Regions from separate parts of the Homo sapiens genome. Here region 1 is linked to region 2. Evidence: chromatin contacts called from ENCODE Hi-C or POLR2A ChIA-PET data. All regions are on one chromosome and are shown on one strand. Each heading gives the region's core, a stretch centred on a gene start or an enhancer-like site at or near the end of the contact. The rest is flanking DNA. Distances are from core to core; before and after follow the strand shown.

Region 1 (2,700 bases), core at 174-2,673, 430 kb after region 2:
TAGAATTTACTCTTAAAACCAAAGACACAGAAATAAACGTTAAGCATAGTATTTGCATAGTCTTTTAGAAGAACATAGGAAACTAAAAGAATGATCAACCTAAACAGAATAATTTCCATAAGGAAAAAGAAAAGGTTGCCAGGCCAGGCACAGTGGCTCACACCTGTAATCCCAGCACTTTGGGAGGCTGAGACAGGCAGATCGCCTGAAGTCAGGAGTTCAAGACCAGCCTGGTCAACATGGCGAAATCCTGTCTCTACTGAAAATACAAAAATTAGCCAGGCGTAGTAGTGCGTGCCTGTAATCCCAGCTACTCGGGAAGCTGAGGCAGGAGATTCGCTTGAACTCAGGAGGCAGAGGTTGCAGTGAGCCATAATCACACTACTGCACTCCAGCCTGGGTGACAGAGCGAGACTCCATCTCAAAAAAAAAAAGGAAACGTGTCAAAGAGCTACCCTCCACAAGCACCAAGCACTGACAATCACAAGGACTTCTACTAGACAGGCAGAGTGGGTATTCCAATACTATTCAATTGTTCCACAGCACAGAAAAGAAAAAATTCTAAATTCTTTCTATGGAACAAAAAAATCATCAATGACACCTGACCAAAGATGGCACACACACACACACACACACACACACACACACACACACACTACAGTCCAACCCCACTAATGAATACAAAAATCCTAACACTAGCAAACAGAACCATTAAAATCTATTAACAGGGGCCAGGCGCTGTAGCTCATGCCTGTAATCCCAGAGTTTTGGGAGGCCAAGGCGGGTGGATTGCCTGAGCTCAGGAGTTTGTGACCAGCCTGGGCAACATGGTGAAACACCGTCTCTAATAAAATACGAAAAATTAGCCGGGTGTGGCGGCATGTGCCTGTAGTCCCAGCTACTCAGGAGGCAGAAGCAGGAGAATTGCTAGAATCCAGGAGGCAGAGGTTGCAGTGAGCCAAGATCGCACAAGTGCACTCCAGCCCGGGCGACAGAGCGAGACTCCGTCACTATATAGATAAATAAATAAATAACAGGGCTGGGCGTGGTGGCTCACACTTGTAATCCCAGCACTTTGGGAGGCTGAGGCAGGCAGATCACCTGAGGTCAGGAGTTCAAGACCAGCCTGGCCAACATGGCGAAACCCCATCTCTACTACAAATACAAAAATTAGCCAGGCATGGTGGCGAGCGCCTGTAATCTCAGCTAATCAGGAGGCTGAGGCAGGAAAATCACTTGAATCCGGGAGGCGGAGGTTGCAGTGAGCAGAGATTGCGACACTGCACTCCAGCCAGGGCGACAGAATGAGACTCTGTCTCAAAAAATAAAAATAAAAATAAAAAAAATTAGCCAGTATGGTGCTGTGCGCCTGTAGTCTTGGCTACCGAGGCAGGAGAATCACTTAAATCCCAGCAGCAGAGGTCGCAGTGAGCAGAGATTGCGTCACTGCTGCACTCCAGCCTGGGCGACAGAGGGAGACTGTTTCCAAAAAAACAAAACAAAAAGAAACCATTAACAGGCCGGGCACTATCGCTCATGCCTGTAATCCCAGCACTTTGGGAGGCTGAGGCAGGTAGATAACCTGAGGTCAGGAGTTCAAGATCAGCTTGGCCAACATGACAAAACCCAGTCTATACTAAAAATACAAAAATTAGCTGGGCACGGTTGTGGGCACCTGTAATCCCAACTACTCTGGAGGCTGAGGCAGGAGAATTGCTTAGACCAGGAGGCAGAGGTTGCAGTGAGCCAAGATTGTGCTATTGCACTCCAGCCTGGGTGACAGAGTGAGACTCTGCCTCATAAAAATACAAAAATCAGCCAGGTGTAGTGGCTCACACCTGTAATCCCAGCACTTTGGGAGGCCGAGGTGGGTGGATCATGAGGTCAGGAGATCAAGACCATCCTGGCTAACACAGTGAAACCCCGTCTCTACTAAAAGTATTAAAAAAATTAGCCAGGTGTGCTGGCGGGCGCCTGTAGTCCCAGCTACTCAGGAGGCTGAGGCAGGAGAATGGCGTGAACCAGGGAGGCGGAGCTGGCAGTGAGCCAAGATCGCGCCACTGCACTCCAGCCTGGGCGACAGAGCGAGACTCCGTCTCAAAAAAAAAGAAAAAAAATCAGCCAGGCGTGTTGGCACGCACCTATAGTCCCAGCTATTCCAGAGGCTGAGGCATGAGAATTGCTTGAACCCGGGAGGCAGAGATTGAAGTGAGCCGAGATCACACCACTGCACTCTACCCTGAGTGACACAGTGAGACTCCATCTCAAAAAAAAAGGAAGGAAGGAAGGAATTATTTAGGTTGAATTACACAGAAGTTTGTCACTGATCTGTGTTCTCGAACTAAGAAATATGAAGATGGAGGCTAAGAAATCATTTCTCTTAATATTATAAATAAGCAATTAACAAATACCTTGGGAAAAATAAGAATACAATAGAAGTGAGGAGTGTGACTTTCAAGATTACATTCTAAAAGATGGATTTCCCTCGTCTGTGCACTCTCTCTGGAACGCACAGCTCCCACACAGTACACTGCCCTATGGAGAGGCCCACAAGGCAAGGAACCGAGGGCAGCCTTGGGCCAACAGCCAACCAGCAAGTGAGGCCTCAGTCCAACAATGCATCAACGAGCTGAATCTTGCAACAATGATGTGGGTGAGACTAGAAGTAAATGCTTCCCCAGTTGATCCTTGAGATGACCA
Region 2 (2,700 bases), core at 20-2,519:
AGACTGGCTTAAGAATTGTCTTAAGGAGAAACCCATGTTTGATAATCCCACCTAGGGTAAAAGCTGAGACCTGAAGGAGTCCTGGTGGGAATGGCAGCCCCCTGTGGGTGATGGGGAGAGGCATAGAGAGAAGGGGTGGTAAAGAGACCAGGAAAGGAGGTGAGAGGGCCTCTGTGATGGCAGGAGAACCAGCAGTGCCCCCAGGACGCCTCATCTGGGCCAATGTGTGACAGAACGCTAACTCACACTTGGAGGCCCCCCAGAAGAGGATGGGAGTGAGTTGGAGCAGGAAGGTGTTATTGCAGGGGTGTCTGAGCGTGAACATGGCAGGCAGGGCAGGTGGCCCCCATGCTGTTCTGCAGGAAAGTGCTGGACTCAGTCTGGGCTTGCTCGAAGCCTGGCCAGGACAACGTGGGGAGAGGGGCAGAAATGTCTCTGCCCCACGGTCAAGGGCCAGACGACTTCTGTGCCAGGAACTAATAAAAAAAAAGGAATGGGATCTGAGACGGGACGCGGCTGGGGAGAAACAGGAGGTGAGCTGGGCTCTGAGCCTACCTGTCCAACTCGCAATCAGAAATCAGGAGGTTCCTGAAAGGCACAGATGGAAACTGAAAATGCTTTAGGCTTAGGTAACCCAGCATCAGGAATCGGGATGGTTGGATGCAGGGACCTCGCCCAGCTTGTCTGGGGCCGCAGCCTACGGCAGGGACGTTTCAGTCCTTAGCTGGGGTGAAAGTGAGGTCAGGGTCGCCGGGGAAATGCGGGAGTACAGTCACGCGGGAGAAAGACGTCAAGAGCGAAAGCTCGGAGGCGTCAAAATGAGCAGCAAGTCCAGGCACAAGGCGTCGGGCGCGGAGAGTACGGCGGGTGCCGGGGGAGGGAGATGAGGCCGCGAAGACGCCGGGGCTTCGTCCGGCGGCGACGGGGAGGCCGCGGAGGTTCCCGAGCGCAGCGGGGCGCGCACCTCCCGCTCGGGCCGGGCTCCCTCGCCGCGCGGCCCCGGATCCTCCCTGCGCGGGTTTCCGTGGCCCCCGCCGGGCTCTTCCGTTCCCTCCCGCGGCCTCGACCAGGCCGCAGCCCCCAGCCCAGGCGACCGACTCGCCAGGGTCCGCCCCGCCGCCGCGGCCCGGGCCCGGCCGCTCCTCCCCCGATGATGTCACGTCCCCGGCCGCCCCTCGGCCGGCCGCGCCGCCCCGCCCCCGCCTCCCCCGGGCCCCCGTCCCCTGGGCCCGCCCGCTCCCGACATCCCTCCTCCCGCCTGCGCTCCCTCCCTTCGGCTACCGCTCCCCCGGGAGCGGCGGCGGCGGCGGCGGCGGCGGCGGGATGGCCCGGGCCCGAGGCCAGGCCCCGGGGAGCGGCGGGCGGCGGCGGCCGCGGCGGGGCGGCGCGGGAACCGGGCCCCGGGGGGAGTCGGCCGGGCTGCTGCTGCTGCTGCTCCAGGTGCTGCCGCCCGGGGCTACGGCAGGGCCGGGACGCCGGGGCACGCGGGGCGCTGGCGCTGGCGGCGGCGGCGTCTGCTGGCCCGGCGCGGCCCCAGCCTTTCCCCGGGACGCGCGGCTGCTGCTGCTCCTGCCGCCGCTGCCGCCACTGTCGCCGCCGCCGCCGAGCTCCGCGCCCGCAGCCTCCGCCTCCCGGATGGTAATCAGCGCCCCGCGCTGGCGCCGCGGGCGGGCGGGCGGGCGGGAGGTGGGGGCGGCGAGGGGGAAAGGGCGGGCGGCCCCGCGCCCCCGCCTTGCCCGAGGCAGCTCCCGGGGCGCTCGGGCCCCCCCTCCGACGACCGCGGCCCCGGGCAGCCGCCAGAGCGCGCCTCTGGGGCGCCTCCGCGCGGACCGGGTGCGGGCTCCGCTCCCCGCCCTCCCCGCCCCGCTCGCAGTCCGCCCGCCAGCGCTCAGGCCGCGGGGGAATCCCTCCATCTCCCCGCCCAGCGCCCCAGGAGGGGAGGGGACAGCGCCGGCGCCCGCGGACCCGCTTTCTCCGAGGGAGCGCCCAAGAGGCGAGCGCGCACTGAGCCACCCGGACTCGGCGCTGCGCTGCTGGAGGCGCCTGGTGCCGTCGGGTCGGGCTGAGCTAGACGCCCGCAGCCTCAGCGGGACCGGATCCGGGGCGGCGGGGGCGCTCACTCACCGCGCGCCCTCATGTTCCCTGCGCAGGACGCTCTGCCCCGCAGCGGGCTGAACCTGAAGGAGGAGCCGCTGCTGCCCGCCGGCCTGGGCTCAGTGCGCTCCTGGATGCAGGGCGCGGGCATCCTGGACGCCAGCACCGCGGCGCAGAGGTAAGCGCTCGGACCGGACCCGGTGCGCTCGGGTTGGACGGCTGCGCGCCGCCTCAGCTCAGCTTGCTGGAGCTGCTGGAGCCAGGGGCGGAAGGAGCCCTAACTCTGGACGGTCCCGGCGAGCTCCCCGGCCCACCCCGTCCGGAGTGCCTGTGCTGCCTCCTGAGGCTGTGGGGCGGGCTGGGGCGGGGCTTCTGCCTCCACTCCGGGCTGCCCCGGTAGATTTCTGACGGCCGCTCGCGGGTGCGGCGGTGAACGCCACCCCAGCCGGGCTGTCTATGGCTCTGAGAGAAGAGGCAGAGCTCCCAGCCATGACCCACAGCCACCGGCCGTCTAGGAACGTCCAGCCCCTCCTTCCTGGGCAGTCCCAGTGACTCTCCTTGTCCAATTCCGCAGCTCTCTGTCAGGAAAGGCACGAAACCCAGCCC

The links. A loop is a pair of places that touch in the nucleus more often than their neighbours do. ChIA-PET counts read pairs that join two places held with the same protein, here RNA polymerase II (POLR2A). Pooled maps may share reads with other maps.
Region 1: a loop to region 2 is called in a map of CD4-positive, alpha-beta memory T cell, with 4 times the contacts of the local background. The contact joins the enhancer-like site here to the promoter of EBF4 in region 2. A Hi-C loop is called at or near these places in 1 of 168 maps with a recorded cell type or tissue (CD4-positive, alpha-beta memory T cell) and 7 of 50 pooled maps. POLR2A ChIA-PET finds 5 or more read pairs at or near these places in 1 of 52 experiments (naive thymus-derived CD4-positive, alpha-beta T cell).

What each region holds. Positions count from the first base shown.
Region 1 is chr20:3,116,673-3,119,372 of GRCh38, forward strand. All of the region lies in intron 3 of UBOX5 (U-box domain containing 5), which reads right to left. The region is part of intron 5 of UBOX5-AS1 (UBOX5 antisense RNA 1); the gene reads left to right. Among named protein-coding and RNA genes, the nearest start is that of UBOX5-AS1, 11 kb to the left of the region's middle. Within about 2 kb of position 1,424, at least 8 of the 41 ENCODE cell types and tissues checked have a DNase peak (open chromatin) inside an H3K27ac peak, as active enhancers do.
Region 2 is chr20:2,691,511-2,694,210 of GRCh38, forward strand. It overlaps EBF4 (EBF family member 4), which reads left to right and starts at 1,270. Exons shown (of 17, transcript NM_001395167.1): 1 at 1,270-2,272. The coding sequence starts at 2,136. It overlaps LOC105372507 (a long non-coding RNA gene), which reads right to left and starts at 1,110. Exons shown (of 3, transcript XR_937210.3): 1 at 556-1,110. RefSeq lists an enhancer at 2,441-2,700.